Linked DNA regions of Homo sapiens: region 2 is linked to region 1. A link is a contact called in ENCODE Hi-C or POLR2A ChIA-PET data. All regions are on one chromosome and are shown on one strand. The core of a region is the stretch at or near the end of the contact, and the rest is flanking DNA. Distances in the headings are between cores, read along the strand shown. Region 1 holds the start of F10-AS2 (F10 antisense RNA 2). Region 2 overlaps LINC00452 (long intergenic non-protein coding RNA 452).

What was found. Hi-C counts contacts between places; a loop is a spot of excess contacts on that map. ChIA-PET counts read pairs that join two places held with the same protein, here RNA polymerase II (POLR2A).
Region 2: a map of ascending aorta shows a loop between it and region 1 (9-fold over the local background). The contact joins the enhancer-like site here to the promoter of F10-AS2 in region 1. A Hi-C loop is called at or near these places in 1 of 168 maps with a recorded cell type or tissue (ascending aorta). POLR2A ChIA-PET finds 5 or more read pairs at or near these places in 1 of 52 experiments (PC-9).

Annotation. Positions count from the first base shown.
Region 1 is chr13:113,150,249-113,155,780 of GRCh38, reverse strand. F10-AS2 (F10 antisense RNA 2) reads left to right here and starts at 1,795. Exons shown (of 3, transcript XM_011537532.4): 1 at 1,795-1,867; 2 at 2,011-2,637; 3 at 4,971-5,532. The coding sequence starts at 1,795. The coding sequence ends at 5,299. LOC124903216 (a long non-coding RNA gene) reads right to left here and starts at 1,281. Exons shown (of 4, transcript XR_007063880.1): 1 at 916-1,281; 2 at 666-724. RefSeq lists a silencer at 1,365-1,414.
Region 2 is chr13:113,900,269-113,906,124 of GRCh38, reverse strand. It overlaps LINC00452 (long intergenic non-protein coding RNA 452), which reads right to left. Exons shown (of 8, transcript NR_164112.1): 3 at 4,111-4,334. Among named protein-coding and RNA genes, the nearest start is that of LINC00452, 8.1 kb to the right of the region's middle. Within about 2 kb of position 2,569, at least 5 of the 41 ENCODE cell types and tissues checked have a DNase peak (open chromatin) inside an H3K27ac peak, as active enhancers do; they include ascending aorta, where a contact is called at or near this core.

The DNA of each region.
Region 1 (5,532 bases), core at 546-3,045:
CCATTGACTGGTTTACTTTCCTTCTGTATACCTGAGGAGAATCTTCCTTCCTTTGGGGTCTTTGTCGTGTCCTTCAGATGTTGGGGTGTCCTCTGTGGGGGTCCCCAGCTTAAATCAACTGACCCCACAACTTTGTGTGGAACCTGAAATGAGCAGCCTATGGAGAACCTGGTCATTGAATACTTAGATCTTGCCGCAGTCCCTATTTAAATACCTGTTCAATCAACTCTGGGACCTATGTTTTAGATTTCAACATCTCTGAATTGGCCTGTTCCCTACAGCCAATGTTCTAATGTCAGCCTGGACAAGGCCGAGTTCTTCCTGAAAGGGGTTGTGCTTTATGTTGCCCCCTGGGGGCACTGCCACTTTGCAATCCCTTTAAATACATTTTTTTGTGTGAGTTTTGGGAGCCCATGTGAATAGTGTAAATGTATTGCAAAGCTGGTTCCTGGCTGGCCTGTGGTTTAGATTATCTGAGCTTCCCCCTCTTGCCTCCAGGCTGAGCTGACCCACAGCTAATTTGGGTATATGCTCTTTCTTTCAGGTTCATCAATAATGGTGCGTCTTAGATTCACAGAGTAGAGTGTGGTCTAGTCCACTTTGTGGTGCTGTAACAGGATATCTGAGACTGGGTAATTTATAAAGAACAGAAATTTATTTCTTACAGTTCTGGAGGCTGGGACATCAAAGGTCCAGGGGCCCCCATCTGGCGAGGGCCTTCTTGCTGCGTCATCCCATGGTGGAAGGTGGATGCGCGTGAGAGAGAGAGAGAGAGAGAGAGAGAGAGAGAGAAAGGGGAGAGAGGAAGGGGGCCAAACTCATCCTTTTATTCCAAAATAACGAACCCACTCCTACAATAGTGGTATCAATTCATTCACGTGGGCTCTGACAATGAATGCGTCTTAAAGGTCCCACCTCTCAACACTGTTGCCTTGGGATTAAGTTTCCAACACGTGCACTATAGGGACACATTCAAACCACAGCATGCTGCATCCTCTGATGTCCACATTGTGGATGGAGGTGGCAGCTTATCACCTGGAGCTCCTGAAGAAATTAAAGAGGAGACACATGGTGACGCAGCCCACAGCCTGGCGTTTTTAGCATCTCAGAAGCACTGACAGGGACCCGCAAGCTTATGAGAAACTGTTCAACTCATTGGGCTTCCTCAGAGCTTGGGAGACCATTAATGTGGAAGACACTATCTGGACATGTTTCTCTTTTTTCCACCTGTCTAGATTTTCTTTCAGGATCGGGGAGACTTCTGGAGTAGAAAAGCCACTCCAGAACCCTTCCTCCTCCTCCCCCACACCCCGCCTCATGAGCGGCTGCCCTCCGCGTGGCATGGAGTCCCCGCGTCCACTCAGAACCCTTCCTCCTCCTCCCCCGCGCCCCGCCTCCCCCGCGCCCCGCCTCCCCCGCGCCCCGCCTCCCCCGCGCCCCGCCTCCCCCGCGCCCCGCCTCCCCCGCGCCCCGCCTCCCCCGCGCCCTGCGTCACGTGCCCCTGCCCTCCCCGACGCCCCGCCCCCCACGCCCCTCCTCCCCCACGGCCCGCCCCCCCACGCCCCTCCTCCCCCACGGCCCGCCCCCCCACGCCCCTCCTCCCCCGCGCCCCGCCTCCCCCGCGCCCCGCCTCCCCCACGCCCTGCGTCACGTGCCCCTGCCCTCCCCCACGCCCCGCCCCCCACGCCCCGCCCCCACGCCCCGCCTCCCCCACGCCCCGCCCCCCGCGCCCCGCCTCCTCCACGCCCCGCCTCCCCCACGCCCTGCGTCACGTGCCCCTGCCCTCCGCGCAGCATGGAGTCCCTGCGTCCCGGCTCCACGGTGCGGGAGTCCTCCGTGGTGGCTGAATTCGCCTTTCAGGCCCTATGTTCAGGATTTGTGATCTGGGTTTTAAAAACATTTTTTAGAAGTCATTGGTAATTAAAAACAATAAGTTTTTTATTGTGGTAAAATAGACATACAGTTTACCGCAGGAATCTTTTTTTAAGCGTACAGTTGGCTGACCCTGAGTGAATTCGCTGTTGATAATCTGCTTCTCCCTGAGCTGCTGTCGCCCACACTCGCCGCTGGCCGTGCTTGTTTTTCTCCTGGAACTGGGGCCGGTGTCCCTGTTGACCTTGTCCCGGGTAGCTGAGCCCAGGGGACTCTCCTTCCTAGGGTTACCGCTCAGTATCAGCACAGCCACAACGTCCAGCCAGGGAGGGCATCCGAGGCCCTCAGCACCCACCCCGGGGGTCCGGCCCGCGTCAGGCTGCGAGTTCCCGAGTCCCTGGACCCAGCTGTGCCTGCTGGGGTCAGCGCAGTCTGTGAGCCTCGACCCCCAGCTCCCAGCAAGGCCTCCCAGCAAGGCCTGTCGGAACCCAGCGGAGACCGGCGGCTGGGGCTTGTCCTCGAGCGGGGGCGCAGGACACGGGGCGCGGGGCTCCTGCCCTTGCAGCGTCCTGTCAGGATGGACGACCCAAGCCAGACGGCGCTCCCTCCCGCCACACCTGGCCGTACTGGCCTCCAGCCATGCCGGTGCTGCCGAGGCCCCCGTGTGGGACAGGCCCCCGCTCCCGCCCGTCCTCCTGGCTGCATCTGCACCCGCCCGTACCCGCACCGGGCCTCACTGGCCCCTTCTCAGACCGGCACAGCCAGGTAGGTCCTCCCTAAGCACCACAGGTCGGGGCGGCTGGGCGTTTTGTAAGGACAAACTGCGACCGTGAACCCCGGGACGGCTCAGCACCCAGGCAGCGCGGCCTCTGAACGCTGTCTGCGGACTCGTCTCTCCTCCCCACTGGCCCGGCCACACGTCCATCCAGCCCCGCTGTCTCCCTCTTTCTGTGTCTGTCTCTCCGCCCTCTTTGTGTCTTGGTGTCTCCTCTCTCTCTCCCTCTCCCTGTCTGTCTCTCAGCATCTCTCTCTGTCTCTGTCTCCTGTGTCTCACTGTGTCTTTCTCTGTGTCTCCATGTCTCTGTTTCTCTCTTGTTCTATTCTCAATTTTTTTGTTTGTTTTTTACCTGGACTTACTCCCTCCCCTCTGTTTCTCTTTCTCTGTCTCTCTCTTTCTCTTTGTCTCTGTCTCTCTCTTTCTCTCTGTCTCTGTCTCTCTCTTTCTCTCTGTCTCTGTCTCTCTCTTTCTCTCTGTCTCTGTCTCTCTCTTTCTCTCTGTCTCTGTCTCTCTTTCTTTTTGTCTCTCTGGCTCTGCCTCTCTCCCTCTCCCCTCGCCCCCGCTGAGCGCTGTCTGACGGGAACCCCCAGCAGTCTCCCTCGCTCTCCTGGCAGCCTGCAGACTCCTCTGGTCTCACTGACTGCAGAGTCACTGGCTGTTTCTGGTCTTTGCTGACGCTGACGTTTTTTAAGAGTCTATGGTTTCCTCCATCTGGACTTGCCTGACTCAGGATCGGGCTCTGCTTAGACAGTGTTTTGGCAGCCCCCTGCCTTCGGCTCAGGAGGAGGCTGGGTCCCCAGGTTTTGCCACGCTAAAGGCATGCTTTCCTGGCATAGTTAACAGGCCAGTTCTGAGGTGATCCTCTGAGTCTCGAGGGTGTCCAGTTTCTCAGTGCCCTTCCACCAAGGTGGGGTCTTCATGGCGGGCGCTTGCCCACATCAGTGGCTACCCCGTGGCTGTGGAGTGGGGTCCTTCTAAACGGGAGCTTAACCCCCAGCCCTGCTGAGATGGCTCCATGACAGTGATGGTGGGGCCGAGGTCTGCCGTCCACCAGCTGTCCTGGCTGAAGCTCTCATTCCTGCTTCCTCTTCCTCACAGCCTGGGCTGCGTGTTCCCAGACGGCAGGCCCATCTCCCCATCCAAGCGCAGCTCTGGACCCACACAGGCTGGTCTCCCAGCACCCACAAGGGCCTCCCTGCCCCACCAGGCCCCCGACACCCGCTCTCACCTTCGTCCTCCAGAGGTGGACGCCCCAAAGCTCCCCTTCCTGCTCAGGGGGAGGGGAGGTGTCACTGGGGGAGGCGATGGGGCTGCTGCAGGTTCTCTCTCCCTCACTCTCAGGCGGAATCACTTCTCCCACCTTCGCTCCCCACCGTGACCTCCTGCTGCTCTCGGTCCTCAGGGTCTCACCTCTGTTCTCTCTCCCTCACTCTCAGGCGGAATCACTTTTCCCATCTTTACTCCCCACCGTGACCTCCTGCTGCTCTCGGTCCTCAGGGTCTCACCTCTGTTCTCTCTCCCTCACTCTCAGGCGGAATCACTTTTCCCATCTTTACTCCCCACCGTGACCTCCTGCTGCTCTCGGTCCTCAGGGTCTCACCTCTGTTCTCTCTCCCTCACTCTCAGGCGGAATCACTTTTCCCATCTTTACTCCCCACCGTGACCTCCTGCTGCTCACAGTCCTCAGGGTCTCACCTGGGTTCTCTCTCCCTCAGTCTCAGGCGGAATCACTTTTCCCGTTTTTGCTCCCCACCATGACCTCCTGCTGCTCTCGGTCCTCAGGGTCTCACCTCGCACAAACAGCCGCTTCAGTTATTTCCCGAAACAGAGCTGGGCCTCCCTCAGGGAATTCTGGGGGTCTCAGATCACAAAGTGTCCCCTGGCCCAGGCCTAGACTATTCTGAGTTAACACGGAGATGACATAGGTTTAGCCCACTTGCCTTTACTTATGAAGACGATATTTAGGCAGAGAGAAAATCCCTGCCACGCAGCACAGGAGCCTGCAGAGCCGAGACTTCAACCCCCAGCGCGTGTCCAGGACTGGGGCCTCTCCTCCTGCTGTCTCCCTCCCGAGGCTCCCTCCCACACCTCCCAGGACGAGAACCTATTTCTAGATGGGGCTTCGGCAGATGCTGAGCTACGACCCATCAGGTCCTTCTCTCTGCAGCCTCCAGTTTCCTTTCTATCCTGAGACGGGCACGGGCACCAGACACCCAGTGCGGCAGGAACCAGGGTGCAGACAGTGATGGCGATGGGGGGTTTCAATTGTAATTATTTTCCCAGAGTTCTCTCTGGACCCCACTCAACCTTTGATTTCCAGAAACGGGAATCCAAGTCCAGGGTTTACCTCTGGGGCCCTGGGGACCACGTGGCTGCCTAGGAAACGCAGCCCAACAGCAGGCTAGCTCCGAGGCAGAAGCCTTTTCTCCAGGAAGGGCCGGCGAGGAGCCCGACAGCCAGCTCCACGGAGAAGGCCTCAGAGCGGGCAGGCCAGGAATGCCCTCCCGCCCACCCTGGGAGACCGGCCCCTCCTCAGACCGTTTCTGGGAGGTCGAACACCTGTCCACTTTGATTTTCCCTGACTTCGCAACATCTGTTTACGAACGGTTTTGCCCAGCTCATGACTTTTTTGGGGAGTTTTTGTACTAGAACTGTTGAACTTTGCTTAGGGACATTACACAAGACGCAAACTGCAGGAGACGTTTGGGAGACACACGGCAGGCCTTGTCCGGAATCTTTTCTGTTTACCGAAAGTTCATTTGATTTTCATGGCCAGTTAACTTGAGGCCTAGGGACAGTGCCGGATTGCAGCAGGGCAAGGACTAAACATCTGGACCCTAGGAGAGGAGGAGCCCCCCGAAGCCCCGCCTGCCACGCCACCA
Region 2 (5,856 bases), core at 1,320-3,819, 750 kb before region 1:
CCACTGTCCTCTGACTCCTCCTGGGTTGTCCTGCCATGTTCCCATGGGGAAGGTGTCACACCCAGTGCCAGTGGGTGATGATCAGAGGGGATATGACAGGGCTCTAGGTGGTACCTGGATGGATATTTTTTAAAATAGTTACTAATTTATTTTAGTGTGCTGTAGAAAAAACCAGGCAGCACAATGGACCTTCAATCTCACACAGATGTATTTAAATGTATTTAAATGTAAACATATTTTACATTTAAATGTATTTAATGAGTCTATTGAAGATGCCCTAGGTAGACAATAATTCAGAGCACATGGATATGGCAAAACTTTGAAATCTGCACACAGAAGGGTGCAATTTGGGAAACTGTCATATGAAATCGCACTTGGGCTGCACATTACGAACACGGCAGGTCGTATCTGTGTGTTTTCATTGCTTTTAAATCTCTTTTAGCAGCTCATTCTGTGCAGGCACCGGTTCTGATTTACTTAAGAAGATGGTCTTAACTTCCCTTTGATGGGTATCGTCATCCTTTCTCTTAGTTGGTTTCAGTATTATTGCAATAGGATATACTGAAGTTTTGAATAATTTATTAAACGAATCTTTACTTCCTAGATACAACTATCTTGACTTTTTTCTAAGTACTACACTTTTGAAGTAAAATAAAGCCTCACCTCAACAACAGAAGTGGGGTCCAGAACATCCCGTGGGTAGGATGTGGGAGCTTTCCTGCAAGGTCGAGTGGCCCCTGCTGGGACCCTACCTCTGGCTTAAACTGTGACGGAAAGATTCTGGGTATTGTGGTTGCCTGGAGCTTCCACGATTCAGCAAGGATTCCAGGACTGTCCTGGGGAGTAGCTGCCGTTTAATTAGCCTGACAGAGAGATCGCTCCTGGAGAAGCCTGTAGACGCAGGACTCCTGCCTTGTTGAAGGATCAGATGTAGCAAGTGAAGAGGGAAGGTGAGGAGGCTGCCAGGCAGCCGGTCAGTGGGTGCCGCTTAAGAGAAAGTGTTGGCCAGGACTGCAGGGGCAAGAACCAGGACACAGGCCTTTGATTTGTTACCTGAAGGGCCTGCTGGGGCTCGGATGCAGGTTGGTGACAGACTCAAACTTGCCATAACCTTTTCCTCAATGTATCCTCATTCCAAAAGTCTAGGGGATTAATTCCAAAATAGTTAGATAGCCCCCTTGTATTTCTTCGTGGGTGTTTTTATGATCCTTCCTCTTTCTTTATCACCTTAAAGCCTGACAAGCAGATGCCTGGGGATGGGGCTGGGGTGATGAAACCTTTTAGCATTGCTTGGGATGAGGCTTGCTGCCTGTGAAATCAATGCCAAGATGCGCTTTGAGTAAGGAAACTTTCTGGAATTAACCTTTGAGTTATTTATTTCCATGTTGCTGATAAGGGCTTGAAAGTTCTGTCTGGGTTGCAAACACGGCCCTGATTGCTTATTAACTGCGTGATCTCCTACAGGTCACTGATTCTTCTCAAGCCTCGGTTTCTTTATTTGTAGCTTGAGGCAGTGACACCTGCCTCATGGGGTCGCTGTGAGACAGAGTGAGGCCTCTCTGCCCACATGCGCTGCAGCATCCGGCACACTGTGTGCTCAGTAGGCAGAGACTGTCATCCTTCTTGTTACAACAACCACCACAGTTGTCCCTGGTATTTGCCAGTGTATTAGTCCATTCTCACACTGCTAAGAAAGACCTAAACGAGACTGGGTAATTTATAAAGAAAAAGAGGTTTAATGGACTCACAGTTCCACATGGCTGGGGAGGCCTCACAATCATGGTGGAAGGCAAAGGAGGAGCAAAGACACATCTTACAGGGCGGCAGGTGACAGAGTGTATGCAGGGGAACTGCCCTTTATAAAACCATCGGATTGTGTGAGACTTATTCACTATCACAACAACAGCACGGGAGAAACCCGCCCCTATAATTCAATTACCTCCCACCAGGTCCCTCCCACAACACGTGGGGATTATGGAACCTACAATTCAAGGTGAGATTTGGGTGGGGACACAGCCAAACCCTATCAGCCAGTGAGACTTTGGGACCCACCCTTCCAGGCTGCGGCTCCCTCACTCTCATCCTCACGCACTTCTGCGGTGCCTGAGCTGCAGTCACCGTGGTAACTGGGATTGACCTTTTAAAGTATCTGTTATAACTACAAGCTTAGTGTCAAAATACTATTAACCTGTTTTGCCTTTACAGACTTATTTTTAAAATAGTGTGAATTCAGTTGTGTTTGATTAGCAGCTTTTCACTGGAGTTGCCGCCCAGCGCAGCGAGGGGTCTTCTGCAGGCCTCGCTGCCTCTGCACTCCTGTGCCTCCAACGGAGCAGCCATTAGTTGGACCAGGCTGGTCTTATTCTCCAGCTTCCTCATTATTTGGGGTGAGTTCCTCACAGCCTCCTGTTAGTTCTCCTGATTTTGTGTATTCTTATTCTCATGTTGCCCATGTTTGGCCTAAGAGAAGGCGCCTCTTGGCCGGCTTCCTGGAGGACTCTTGCTTTCTTGCATGCCACAGCAGTGACAGCTCCGGCAAGGCCCTCCTGGTAAAGTCATTGGCAGATCCCTGTCTTTGAAAGTGTTCATATTTGGAAGAAAATGAGTCCAAAGCTGCGAATGTCCGTCCTCCTGCCAGAGAGGCAGACAGCTGAGTGCTATTGTTTGGGAATCTGTAAGAACTTTGCTATGGCAAAATCCCTGGCCACCAACAGCAGCCTCCTGAGGAGAGCACTGAGATAGTAAAGGTGCCTGGAGGCGATTTGCATCCATGGACCAAAAAATTTAATTCCCCCCGAACTTTATCAGTGGATGTAGCAATAATTGGCTTCACTAGCGCTGTGTCCGTTGGCAAGTGGAGATCTTCTCTGTTCCTCAACTGTGTAGAGGGGGAAACACGCGGGGAAGTCATCCACACGGCGCTGGAAACACCACCGGACCCGCAGTGTGCAGAGCCCCAGGGCTGTGGACTCAAGGTCTCTAGGAACTGTATTCAGGGGAGAGGAGAGGGTGCGGAGGACATGACAGGTAGCCATAGAAACCAGCACACAGGGTGGGGCCGGCGTCCCGTTGGAAGTTTCCATTGTAATACACGCATGATGGGAAAAAAAATGTAAAAGAAATCACCTACAGTCCCATCACCCAGAGAAACCACAAACCATCCTTGAACATTTTGCCATATTTCCCTTAAGAACTCTTATATTGTAGTTCAAGGAAAAAAATGGTTGGGCTTATATGTCATATATATAATTTTATATCTTTTAGAACGGAATTATCACAGATTACTTTATCATAACTCATGGATGGAATGTTATTAATTCTTGATAAATGTTATTCTCTCTTTCTCCATGACCATACATTCAGAGAATTTACCACAGCCACTTAACAACCTCCCTATTAGACATTTGGTTGGTGTACATTTTTCACTAGTACTAATAATGCTATACTACAATGAATATTTTTGGCCATAGTTTTTCTGCATTTTGAATTATTTCCGTTGGATAAATTCCCAGAAGTAGAATGTTGGGACAACAAATGCCTGTAAGACTCTTCATAAATATCACCTGGCCAGCCTGACAGCATCCAATGCTTTGAGTTAAATACAATATATTCAATACCAAAACATTTGTATTTTGCTGGAGAGTTCTGAGAAGTTTGTTTTTCTCCCTTGAAGACCTGTGCAAACCATGTTGCATAGTGAGTAGTGCGGTGTTTAGGAGCAAGACACTAGGAGCACTATGGTCTTCCGACACTTATGGGGTACCTACTGTGTGCACCCAACACATTGTGGTCTTATGATACTTATGGGGCACCTACTGTGTGCACCCAACACATTGTGGTCTTATGATACTTATGGGGCACCTACTGTGTGCACCCAACACATTGTGGTCTTATGATACTTATGGGGCACCTACTGTGTGCACCCAACACATTGTGGTCTTATGATACTTATGGGGCACCTACTGTGTGCACCCAACACATTGTGGTCTTATGATACTTATGGGGCACCTACTGTGTGCACCCAACACATTGTGGTCTTATGATACTTATGGGGCACCTACTGTGTGCACCCAACACATTGTGGTCTTATGATACTTATGGGGCACCTACTGTGTGCACCCAACACACTGGGTGCTGGGAGGGATGAAGAAGAAGAGGCTGAATCCTCAGGGCATGCCTTCTCCTCCTGGCCTAGAGTGAGGGTGACGCCTGGATGGGCATCGTGGAAAAGCCCCTGGGGAGATTCTGAGCAGGACTGGTGGACACAGACGTGGACAAGGTGTCCCAGAGCATCCTGGTCATGATGCAGGAGAAGCTCGAACGCACGCTCAGCCCTGGTCGTGACAGAAGAACAGAGAGGAATAAGAAACGCCTTTAGGAGCTCCCAACCCAAGGGAGTGGGAGGATGTTCTGCACCGTTTTTCTGGAAGCTTGGGTCTAATTTTTCAGTTACTTAGTTACTTATGGCTTTGAGGCTGGATAGCTTCGTATATTTTGTTTCCTGAAATGACCCCACAGGTTCTACAGAGCAGGAGAAAAGGCTGGACAGGGGTCCCCACTGGATGAGACGACCTTCCCGCCCCCTCGGTCTGGGAGTCTGTGATCTTCAGGGCCAGCCCCCAGCTGGCAGGCCCCACCTGGAAGCTGAGTATGCCTCTGCTGGCGGTCCCAGCCTTGGCAAGGCAGCTCTTATTTCTCTCCAGCCTGCGGTGGTTTTGATAAAGCGGCATTTCTGCCTTGTTGGAGCCTGGTTAGTGATGATGCATCTTAGTCCAGGCCTCTCGAGTTTGAAATAAGAACCCCAACCCTTGGATGAGCCAGAACTGCCTTGGTTTGCTGGTGTCAGTTCAGAGCATTGAAATTCCTGCTTCACTTTAAAGAAAAATCTGTGCAGTAAGAATCTGTGTTTCTAGACTGCGTGAGAGAACTCGGAACTTTCTGTCACTTATTTTTAGAGATGTCCCAACAATGATTCCCTCTGCCAAGCCTCTGCCTGGGGGAACCCACCTTCCTGTCTCAGGTGAGCCTGACCCCTCCCCACCCCTTTGCTGCTGCTGGACTTCAGAACAGATTGCAGGCAGCAGCTACAAACCTCAGCTTCTGAAATGTCACTCATTCATCCACTCGCCTGTGCAATCCTCTCTCTAAACTCCCTATTGGGGCCAGTTCTGCAAGTGTGTCTAGGGCCGCACACACAACGGTGGGCAAGGCCCGCACTCACTGGCACGATGGGTCTGGCCCTCCAGGACAGACAGTGGGCCTGTCACCGGGCCCGTGACTTCCAGACACGAACCCTCCTCTTTAGCGAAGCAGGGAATTTGTCAAATACTGGCCCTAGCAGGCATAGCACAGCACCTGGCTTCTAACAATCAGTGAGGGGAGAAAAGGTGCAGGACACTAATGGGGCCACATTTCTTCACGAGGACTTCAAGGTTCTGCACAAGGAGGTGAGTGAATCTCAGACACAAAAAGTACATTCTGCACGGTTTCGTGTCAGTGACTTTCAAAAACAGACCCCACTTACCTCTGATGGGAGACACCAGGACGGTGGTTGCTCTGGTCAGGAGACCCCACTTACCTCTGATGGGAGACACCAGGACGGTGGTTGCTCTGGTCGGGAGACCACACTTACCTCTGATGGCAGACACCAGGACGGTGGCTGCTCTGGTCGGGAGACCACACTTACCTCTGATGGGAGACACCAGGACGGTGGTTGCTCTGGTCAGGAGACCACACTTACCTCTGATGGGAGACACCAGGACGGTGGTTGCTCTGGTCAGGAGACCACACTTACCTCTGATGGGAGACACCAGGACGGTGGTTGCTCTGGTCGGGAGACCACACTTACCTCTGATG